2 separate regions of the Homo sapiens genome follow, and region 2 is linked to region 1. The links are chromatin contacts, found by Hi-C in ENCODE. All regions are on one chromosome and are shown on one strand. Each heading gives the region's core, a stretch centred on a gene start or an enhancer-like site at or near the end of the contact. The rest is flanking DNA. Distances are from core to core; before and after follow the strand shown.

Region 1 (5,688 bases), core at 1,914-4,413:
ATGCCAGGTGAGACACAGCTGCTCTGACCTTCCCCTGGGGACATAGGGGCCAATTCAGCTTGTCTAATTCATTTTCCTTCTAAAGAGTCAACTCCTTCCTTTTTTACTGCCTCTCTCCATTTCTGTCCCTGAAGGTAACAACTAAAAATGATGTCTGTATATCCAAAAACTTCTATGCATTAACAAAATAGACACAAGCATGTAAATATAAACACATACCCCTTCTCCCCACAAATGGGGTCATATTTTATATTCCTTTACTTAATATACTTTATATAGTATTCTACAACTTGTTTTTATCACTTAATAATTTATTGTGGCCATCATTTATATTTTATACATGCAGAACAGTTGCACTCTTTCTGGGAGAATATTGTCATTCTCTTATATTTTTAAGCTTTTTTTTTTTATATTACCAAAGGAATTTGTGTTCATTGTAAAATATTCAAATGGCCTGAAAAGGTATAAAGTGAAATGTTAAAAGTTCCTTTATATCTTTGTCTCCAGAAGTAGCCACTACATTTCCAAATGTGTGTATAATTTTAAAAAATGAGTTTATATAATATTAAACAAAAATTATAGGAGGGCATTGTTTTGGACTAAGTTCCTGCACCAGCCCCCAACAAACCAGACTGAAAATCAAAATGGAGTCAGCTATGCTAAAGGGTCATGTCATCAAACCTAAACTAAACTGTTATCTGATCTTGCAAGAAATTCGGAGAGGGGAGAGAGGGCGGCGGGCGGGGGCAGGGAGAGAGAGAGAGAGAGAAAGAAAGGAAGGAACGAAAGAAAAGACAAGAAAAAGAAGGAGAGAAAGAAAGAAAGAAAGAAAGAGAAACAGCCTATTTTCCAGACAGGCCATTTTCAATTTTCAATGGGCATGATAATGAAGTTCCTGAAGTAACCTGATGTTAACAATCAGTCACTTTTCTATTTTTCTGTTTCCCTGTTTCAGCCTTATGAGGGCTATAACTTTGAAATAACCAATTCACTCTGTCTTGCTTCTACTTCCTTCAGGCCTTCTCTGTCTATAAAGCCAACCTCTTCTGCTCAGCTCTTTGGAATACTGATTCTATTTTATGGAATGAAGCATTGCCCGATTCTAGAATTGCAATAGAGCCAAGTGAGGTCTTCAAACTAAATTTGTTGTAATTTTGTCTTTTGACAATGGTAATACTCTTTTGAAACTTCTCTTTGTGTCTTAAACCTGTGTCTTGGACTTCCGTTCACGATGGCTCTCACTGACTGGCTGTTTCTTTCCACATTTGTCTGGCGGTTGTCTCCTAGGGCCTGTGCTGTCATTTATTTGTCCATGCTTTACCTGAGACTTCAGTTACTTGTGTAACCCCTTGTAGGATTTTCTATTCCTTTTTTTTTTTCTTTTTGTTTTTTTGAGATGGGGTTTAGCTCTGTTACTTAGGCTGGAGTGCAGAGTACAGTGGTTTGACCTCAGCTCACTGCAGCCTCTGCCTCCCAGGCTCAAGCAATCCTCCTACCTCAGCCTCCTGAGCAGTTGGGACCACAGGCATGTGCCACCACACTCGGCTAATTTTTTTGTATTTTTTGATACAGACAGGGTTTTGCCATGTTTCCCAGGCTGGTTTTGAACTCCTGAGCTCAGGCGATCTGCCCGCTTTGGCCTCCCAAAGTGCTGGGATTACAGGCATGAGCTACCTGTGTCTGGCAGATTTTCTATTTTTCTTACCTCCCTTCCTGAAGATCCTCTGCAGCTCCCTCCTAACCCTGTGTCCCTAGGACACATGGAAAGTTGCTCTATTCTGCTCCTACACAGTGAAATATCGGCAGATGTATATGTTTGGTTGTTTTCATGGGACAGGATCAATTCAATTGGAGCTTTCCTTTGCCTTCCCAGAAGGTGTCACTAGAGGATGAAAATTAAATGACTTTTAATGTCGAGAAAAACATGGCCAATTTTGAGTGTCCCTACTTCCCTTTTTGCAACTGATTTCCTAGCATCCCTTCATCCCCGTGTTACCTACTTCTCCAGCCTCCCTGATGAGGGAAAAATGCTTTCTCTAAGCAATTCTGATTTTAATTAATACCAATCCAGGTGGGAGAGCTTCTTCTCACCCTCCATCCCCTCTAGTTAGTCAGCGTCTCTCCTGCTGTAATCCACACTAACTCTTGTCTCTCTCTCCCTCTGCCTCAGGGGATGTCAGGAACGACATCTACATTACTCTCTTACAAGGTGACTTTGACAAGTACAACAAGACCACACAGAGGAATGTGGAAGTCATCATGTGTGTGTGCGCGGAGGATGGCAAAACGCTGCCTGTAAGGGACTCACTGCTGCTCTGGGTGACAGGGTCCGCCTTGGGGGCCTCTGCTTGTAAAGACGTACTTTTCCTCTCCCTGATTCTGTTGTCTAAATGCCAGGTGCCTTTGGGATGGTGTTGAATAATGTGTTCAACACCTTTTGAGCTTGGTTAGTGCAGTGTTCCATAATAAGACCTTGTGATATTTCCTTACACCAAAGCAGTTTTTCAATGTCTGTTCCTTTCCTTTCACAACTTCTTCTTGTATGTATGTATGTATGTATGTATGTATTTATTTATTTATTTACTTTTGCTTGGTCTCAGCTTATAGGTTAGCTTTCTGCAGTTAAAATGTTCTCACTGAAACCTGAGCTGGTTTATTCAGGCAAAGTCCATGGTAAGAAAGAGGATCAATACAGTGCCTTGGGCTGGTGTGGAGGCTCAGGATGTGCTTAAAGCAGGCATTCTCAACACTTAATCTAACTCCCCAGCGCTCAGCCAGAAATGCTGGTGGAAAGCCTTATTCGTAAATTGGTCTCCAGAGAGCTAGCAGGGTGTATTCAGGAATGCAAAGCGCATTGCTATATTTATACAGCATATGTCCTGTCCAATATTTGTCATGTGTGTTTATATTTATTTGCTTGTATTTTCTTTAAGGTTGTCAGTGCTGTGTCCAGTGTGTAGGAGGGTTTTGTTTCTCAGTTCCTCCTGACAGAGTAGTTAGCTGAAAAGAAAATCAGCTCTCAGGAGAAATTTTAGCATGGGCGAATATTCCTCTTAGGCCACTGTGAGTGATCAAATAGCCAAGCAGGGCGGGTGTGTTCATCAGAGAGGGGATGTGAAGATGGAAGAGGCATCATTTTTGTCCTTGGGGCCTGGAGATCAGACTGATACTTTGTACCCAAGAATAACTAACATTCACAGGGGAATTACCATGTGTCAGGCTGTGTGATAGTATGACACATTTCCTTTATTATGCCCCATTTTACAGATAGGGAAACAAAACCCGTGTCACTTACAGTAACTCGCCCAAAGCCATAATGTTAGCATATGTCAGAGATGGGGTTTGACTGGTTCCAGGCCCTCTGAGACACTTCACTACAATGCCCGTACATGTAGCAAAATTCTCCAATTTATTTCTCATTTTAAAAAATGAGGCTAATAACCACTGCTGGCAAATTTGGGAAGATTCATAATCGTTTTTTAAATGTAAAGAAATCCTCACAATTGCCTTTTTGTTCATAAAGACTGGTCATGTTAATTAGTATCTATTTGAACAAAATCTAAGCATTGAACGCATCCTCCTTTTGTTGCAGTCTGAAACTTTTTCCAAAAAATAAAATAAGTGAGAAATACTTGACTCAAAGGAACATAAAGGAGCGGAGGGTTTTTATCTGAAAGGGAAATTGCAATTCCCAAATGTAGAGACCATTGCTTTGAAGTTACTTTTATCCAACTTCCCTGGTAGAGAACTTTTTAACCTCAGCTTCATTTTTGAAACATTGATACGCTTACCTTCCATGTTGCCAAAGGACAAATTAAAAGACACAGTTAACAGGCAAGCAGCCATCTTATCTCCTGTCTGAGCCACTCTTTCTTCCACTTTTGTCACCCTTTCAAGTCACTACCGAGCAGGCTGAGCAGATGCACTTATCCAAGATGAGTAGGTAAGCAGGTATTCTGGGGGCTGACATGGAAAGGGAACTGTGGGGCATGGTGATGATTTGTGGTTTCCTCTATTAGGGAAATTCTGGGGGAGTTCAGTTGACTGACTATTGAAAATTGCTTAGGAAGCCTGTGGGAGGCTTTTCTTTCTCTATTTGTAGAAATAAATATTACTGCCTAATTAAGTGTCAGTCAGTACATTCAAACACTTCTGTTTGATATTGGTGGGCTCCTGTGGAAATGGTCCCCTTTAGAAATATTGATTTCTCCTCCTGCTCTAGGTGCATGCACACTGTCTTTGGCAGAGCAGGACCAGAGGGCAGAGGAGGTTAGGCCTGCTCATGGCTCACCTTGGGGTGTCAAGGGCCTTGCTCAGGAGGGGTCATAGCAGAGAAGCTAATGGGGTGGGCTCTGGGGTCAGGCAGACAGGGTTCAAATTCCAGCCTCCCCTCATATTAGCTGTGTGATCTTAGGCAAGTTTATTCATGTGTAAAAAGAAATAATAACCTCTTCTCGTGGGGTTGCAGGTTAAACAAAAGAGTAGGTATTAAAACAACTAAAAGAGTATGATTGGATTGTTTATAACACAAAGGATAAATGCTTGAGGACATGGATCCCCATCTTCCATGATGTGATTTTTATGCATTGTATGCCTCTATCAAAACATCTCATTTACTCCATATATATGTGTGTGTGTGTGTGTGTGTGTGTGTGTGTGTGTGTGTGTGTGTGTATGTGTATGCACACACTATGTGCCCACAAAAATTAAAAATTTTAAAATTAAAAAATTTTAAAAATAAACATGCTGCTGGGCACAGCGGCTCACACCTGTAATCCCAGCACTTTGGGAGGCCAAGGGGGGCAGATCACTTGAGGTCAGGAGTTTGAGACCAGCCTGGCCAAGAAGGTGAAACCTTGTCTTTACTGAAAATACAAAAATTAGCTGAGTGTGGTGGCAAGCACCTGTAATCCCAGCTACTCAGGAGGCTGAGGCACGAGAATTGCTTGAACCCTGGAGGCAGAGGTTGCAGTGAGCTGAGATCGCACCCCAGCCACTCCAGCCTGGCCGACAAAGTGAGACCCTTTCTCAACAAACAGACAAAACACGCCATAGGTATAAGGCACCTGGTATTGCAGTAAGTACCCAGCAACAGGAAGGAGGGTCACATTCAGAGAAGAGGACCAAGTGCAGGGTGAAGCCCTCTGAGGGACCTGAGGGAGTCAAACAGGCAATCCAGCCAGAAGCAAATTCTGGTGAAAGAGAAAGGCTTAGATGCTGGGCCAAGAAACCTCTGTTTTTCTGAGACCACCCAACTTGAGGCGGTGGAGGCAGGGGATAGGGGAAGTATGGGATAGTGGTTAAGACCATGACCCCTGGGGCCAGACAGCCAGGTGCAAAGCCCAGCTCTGCCTGAATTAGTAAGAGGATGTTGAGGCAGTTACATAACCTCTCTAAGCCTGAGAGTCTCTGTCTGAAAATAGGACCAGCAATGGCACTTTGCTCTTGTGAATATCAGATGAGGTAATCTACATAATAGGTGTGCATTAAATTTAGCTATTATTATTAGAAGGGTATACTGAGCTCCCAGCCTGATTCCTACCTTAGGCATGCTAATCGACATCCCATGATGTGGTCTTGTGAGAGGAGAACACTGTCTTTCCTAAAGTGTGTTCACATCCCTGGTGTCATCTCTTTCTCACCTGATTCCTACCAAGTAAACAGGACATGTGTTAGGAGCCTGGTTTT
Region 2 (5,688 bases), core at 1,950-4,449, 130 kb after region 1:
CAATGTTTTGCTTATTTAGCTGGTTTCATAGTTGTGCCTTTTAAAAGAATGTTAGCCCATGTTACTTTGCAGTGCTTTTCTGTCCATTTAGTAATGTTGGCAACAGTGATCCAGCTTGCGAGCCCCAAGGTTACATCTATAGCCCCAGCATGGGACGGGAGACCTGCTGGGTGTGGGGAAGAAGGAGAGCCATTCCCACAGTAGCCTGACACCCCTGAACACAGGGCTTCCTGGGTGTACATCCCTGGGATGTATCCACTCAGTCCCCTGTGGACATGATTCTTTAGGATTGCAGCCTGACTTTCATTTCTTTCCAATGGAGAAAGAGTTCTATTTTCATTGTTACATATGTGATTATGAACATTTCCAACAAAACATAGCAAATAAAATTATCCCTTTAACCTCACATCTGTCCCTCCTCCCTCCCACTCAGTGATATCATTGTTAATGGTTTGCCATGCATTTTTTCCAGACTTTCTGGACATAGAAAATAAATTTTCAAAAAAAAAAGGTGTATATTACATATGGTACTCTGTAGTCTCTTTTTTTCTGAACATATTTAGGATATTTTTCCAGGTCAAGATCTATCTACCTTCTCCTCCATTGTGTGAATAAACTGTCATGTACATAATAGGATTCCTGATTTGACCACATTTATCTTGCTTGCTGCGTTTAGGTATTATAAACAATGCAATATGCTACAAGCAGCTGTGCACACAACTGTTTGTCTTATGATGTTCTTTGGACAGATTTACAGAATGATTTACCATCTGCAAAGTGCTGCCACATCCATTCATTTATGTGATCCAAAGAGGTGGAGGCAGAGGCAGTCACAAGCCTGGACTTGAGTCAGGCAGGCCTGGGCTGGAACTTGGATTAGCAGACCACAGCCAAGCACTTCACTCATCTCTAAATCTGGAATTGTAGAAGTCTTTCTCCCATTTTATATGTGCTTGCAGGATTCCTTAAGTTAATGTCTGTAAAATACTTAGAAAAGTACATGCCACATATTAAAAACTCAAAAGATATTAGCTCTCAGTGTTGGAATTAGCTATGGTTCCTCAAAACAATTCTGATATTGTGGATGCCAATGCATCCAAAATACAGATGAAGAAACTTGAGGCTCAGAGGGGCAAGATGTGTCAAGGTCAATGACCAACAAGGAAAGAGAATAGTTAATGGCAACTTCATTAGTCTCTGTGCAAGGAGAGACTTTTGCAGAGAGTTTTTCATAATATTGAAAGAAGTTGCCAGAGAAGTTGGAGAGGGCCTAAAGCACCATTCCGTTGTGCCATCGACACCACACTTCTGATCATGGAAGGAGCATGCAATTAGGCAGAAATGAGCTTAGGTTCAGGTTGGGCCATCTGTGAATGGAACATTCTTGGGCAAGTTACTAAATCTCTCTAATTCGTGTGTTGTGTATCTGGGATTTCAGTGGAGTTTTATAAACAGTTAAATGAGATTATGTCAAGTCTATATGCACAGTTGCTGGCATATAATAAGACCTTGAAACTTGTGTTAACAGCAGTGTCAGAATTAGAACCCACATCTTCTTTTCCTTTTTATTGCATCCTTCTGCCACCAACTCCAACCCTTGTCTTCTAGTGAAGGCTAATACAAAGTGCAAGACATGTGTGACAACATGAAAGCATTGCCCAAGTCCCGCCTGGCACATGGGGTGGGGACACTCACCCAGTGGGTGGGGAGAAGCAGAGATGATGGGATAGAGCAGTGCCACCCACCCTGCCTTGTTTACCCTGCCTCCCCTTCGCTGAGCTGTCTCTGTCCCTGGCTGCCTCTGAAGCTTGCTTCACGCAATGAGATGTCAATGCAGTAAAATCTTTCAGGATGGAAACCAGTTCAAACAGGAAGAAAGAAGACAGCACTAAACCTAGAACTCATGCAAAAATCACATTCCCTCTAAGGGCCAGAGAGAGAGAGGGTGACTGTACTGTAGATGATATCTGTTACTATTTTTCAAAGTTAGATATTTTCTTTCTAGGTGTTTGTGGTAGTTTCAAGATAAGAAAGAAATGGAAAAGACCTCTTCCATAGAACACAGAATGGACAAAACAGTAGCAGCCATAGATTGCTGCTGTTTTCACTGTAAGAATATACATTCTTTCTCTTTTGCTTAAAAAAAAAATGTAGGCCTTTGGATTTCACTCTGTAGCTGTGACCTTGTGATCTTCATCTTAGCACTGAAAAGGCCTAAAGACAAAGCAGGCAGAGGAGGTGAGATTGTCCTTGGCATAAACACAGGGCCAAGGCTGCCTGTGTGCTGGACTGGAGGAAGCAGTGGCCCCCTCAATGTTCAGCAGAATAGGTCCTTCATTCTAGCTCTGATGACATTTCCTGTCACACAACACTGGTCATATTACCTTGTGCAAACCCCATCCTAAAGCTGAAGTTTTTCTTTCTGTAAAATGGATTGCACTGTCACTATTTTTGAAACCTTAGACATTTACATGACACAATCATATTTTTAAAAGTGTATCACTATCAGGTATATGTTTAATATATTTAACAAAATCACCTCACTTCTAAATATTCAAACATGAAAAGTTTAGGGCAGAATTCCCTGTAAAGATGGTAAATTAAAATAGGTACATATTTTTCCTCCCTCTTGAAAACCTCCTGAAAAAATAGAATTTCTTTGAAAGAAAGGTAGGAATCATACGGAAAGTTAGTACATGACATAGCAGACCTGAGAAAAGTATTTCATAAGCCAGCAGTGGAGGACCCTGAGGACTCATCCAATCTAAAACAAAGTTTCCGGAAATGGTAGTACCAGGTGCCCCTGCAAGTCAGGGTGAAGGAAAGGAAGGAGCTCAAATAAGGAGGATCAGCTGAGAGCCTGTTCCAGAAGCAGTCTGACTCCATGGGGCTGAGTTATTGAAGGTGTATTCAATAAAGAAGAAAAAAACAGAAGACATCTGGCCTAGGAGATGCCAGACGAAAGTGTGGGCAGTGATACCTTACTCAAAAGCAGGTTTCAATCAAAGTGTGCATCCTGGAGGCTAAAACCTCCAGCACTTTCCTCCCGTTCATCTCCTAGCGCACTGGTGGCCAGGCCTTCACACATCATGCAGGGATCAGACAATTCTTATTTGTGAAATCCTAGCAGTCCAAGAAGAAAGACTTGCATATATTGATATTGGCATCTCTCCAACTAAATGTCCCAACCAGATTACCCTGCAGTAAGCTCACAGGCCACAAGCCCTACTCACATGCTCAGTCAGTGCTCTCCAGCTAAATGTCCCAACCAGGTCACCCTGCAGTAAGCTCACAGACCACAAGCCCTACTCACATGCTCAGTCAGTGCTCTCCAGCTAAATGTCCCAACCAGATCACCCTGCAATAAGCTCACAGACCACAAGTCCTACTCACATGCTCAGTCAGTGCTCTCCAGCTAAATGTCCCAACCAGGTCACCCTGCAGTAAGCTCACAGACCACAAGCCCTACTCACATGCTCAGTCAGTGCTCTCCAGCTAAATGTCCCAACCAGGTCACCCTGCAGTAAGCTCACAGACCACAAGTCCTACTCACATGCTCAGTCAGTGCTCTCCAGCTAAATGTCCCAACCAGATCACCCTGTAGTAAGCTCACAGACCACAAGTCCTACTCACATGCTCAGTCAGTGCTCTCCAGCTAAATGTCCCAACCAGGTCACCCTGCAGTAAGCTCACAGACCACAAGCCCTACTCACATGCTCAGTCAGTGCTCTCCAGCTAAATGTCCCAACCAGATCACCCTGTAGTAAGCTCACAGACCACAAGTCCTACTCACATGCTCAGTCAGTGCTCTCCAGCTAAATGTCCCAACCAGGTCACCCTGCAGTAAGCTCACAGACCACAAGCCCTACTCACATGCTCAGTCAGTGCTCTCCAGCTAAATGTCCCAACCAGATCACCCTGTAGTAAGCTCACAGACCACAAGTCCTACTCACATGTTCAGTCAGTGCTCTCCAGCTAAATGTCCCAACCAGATCACCCTGCAATAAGCTCACAGACCACAAGCCCTACTCACATGCTCAGTCGGTGATCACCTTAGCATCACACACAATGAAATGAGAACATAGCCCCAAGGATTAAAGAGAACTAAGGAACAATGCTCACATAGAAGAGAGAGTGAAAACAAGCAAACAGAAGCAAATCTACTTGGAGGACACAGACTCTGTGAGGCAAAGCAAACTTTAGAAAAGAGGCAGAGAGAACTTAGAAAAATAGCAGAAGAGACCATTGTAAATTGGGAGATAGTACTTAAAAAAACTAAACATTCAGAGAATGAAAAGGAATCTTGGATTTTTCCAAATTGCTTTTTTTTTGGTGGGGGGGTGGCATGAAATGAGGAGTGTGCAAGAAATGGGAATCCATCATAGTTTACAACTTGGATGAGAATGGCATTTGCATATTCAAAATATTTTAAGTAATAAATATTGATCAAAGCAAAATTATACCGTAAGTGTATGGGAGGGAGGAGAAATGGGAAGGATGCATGTGCCTCATGGGACAGTGGGAGGAAAGAGTGAAATGCCTGGTTTTTTTTTTTTTTTTTTTGAGACTGCTCTGTTGCCTAGGCTGGAGTGCAATAGTGCAATCTCGACTCACTGCAACCTCTGCCTCCTGGGATCTACCTATTCTCCTGCCTCAGCCTTCCAAGTAGCTGGGACTACAGGCATGCGCCATCATGCCTGGCTAATTTTTATATTTTTAGTAGAGACGGGGTTTCACCATGTTGGCCAGGCTGGTCTCGAACTCCTGAGCTCAGATGATCTGCCCGCCTCAGCCTCCCAAAGTGCTGGGATTACAGGCATGAGTCAGCGGGCCTGGCCAAAATGCTTGTTTTCTATGGTGGACAGTTAATAGACAATGCCAAAAGTGAAAAGAAATGTTTAAAAAAGAAGTACCAAAGCATATTATTGGCATCATGTTCATAAATGCCAAAATAACAATTACAACAGCTTAAAGAGGTACAAAAGTTCCTCTGGCAAGGGGATCATGAGAGACTGCTGTATTTCGTTTGTTTGGGGGTTTGGATTTTTTTTTTTCTTTTTTGAGACAGGGTCTCACTCCCTGTTGCCCAGGCTGGAGTGCAGTGGTATAATCACAGCTCACTGCAACCTCAACTTTCTGGGCTCAAGCCTGCCTCAGCCTCCCCGATAGCTGGGACTACAAGTGTGCACCACCATGCCAGGCTAATTTTTGATATTTTTAGTAGAGATGGGATTTCGCCCTGTTGCCCAGGCTGATCTTGAACTCATGGGCTCATGCAATCTTCCCGCCTGGGTCTCCCAAAGTGCTGGGGTTATAGGCATGAGCCACTGTGCCCAGCTTGTTTTGTTTTTAAATGAAGCTTGAAGAATTTTTTGAACTATATACACTTATAACTTTGATAAAAATAAAATTTCATATCAAAACTGTAAGTAGCATCATTTGTGTAAAAGTAGATTTCTCAAATTATTAAAAATATTATCCTATGCAATTAGACACTGAGCACATCAAAGTTTCATTTAACTGGTAAACCAGGGAACAAGCTGAACAACAACAACCTGGTTCAAAAGTATTCAGGCTTCTTGATATTTTGTGAGAGAAGAGATACTTGTATAAAATTATCATTAGGTATAAAACAGGTAAATTTTCTCCAGAGTAATAAAACTATGAGTTTTAACAAAGCAGCAAACA

What was found. Hi-C counts contacts between places; a loop is a spot of excess contacts on that map. Pooled maps may share reads with other maps.
Region 2: a map of GM12878 shows a loop between it and region 1 (2.5-fold over the local background). The contact joins two enhancer-like sites. A Hi-C loop is called at or near these places in 5 of 168 maps with a recorded cell type or tissue (Caco-2, Calu3, GM12878 and 2 more), 15 of 37 single-sample maps with no recorded cell type and 8 of 50 pooled maps.

Annotation. Positions count from the first base shown.
Region 1 is chr5:169,700,133-169,705,820 of GRCh38, forward strand. DOCK2 (dedicator of cytokinesis 2) reads left to right here. Exons shown (of 52, transcript NM_004946.3): 13 at 1-7; 14 at 2,171-2,295. Among named protein-coding and RNA genes, the nearest start is that of DOCK2, 66 kb to the left of the region's middle. RefSeq lists enhancers at 2,781-2,830, 2,891-3,300. Within about 2 kb of position 3,164, at least 2 of the 41 ENCODE cell types and tissues checked have a DNase peak (open chromatin) inside an H3K27ac peak, as active enhancers do; they include GM12878, where a contact is called at or near this core.
Region 2 is chr5:169,830,717-169,836,404 of GRCh38, forward strand. The region is part of intron 26 of DOCK2 (dedicator of cytokinesis 2); the gene reads left to right. Among named protein-coding and RNA genes, the nearest start is that of INSYN2B, 150 kb to the right of the region's middle. RefSeq lists an enhancer at 4,056-4,225. Within about 2 kb of position 3,200, at least 2 of the 41 ENCODE cell types and tissues checked have a DNase peak (open chromatin) inside an H3K27ac peak, as active enhancers do; they include GM12878, where a contact is called at or near this core.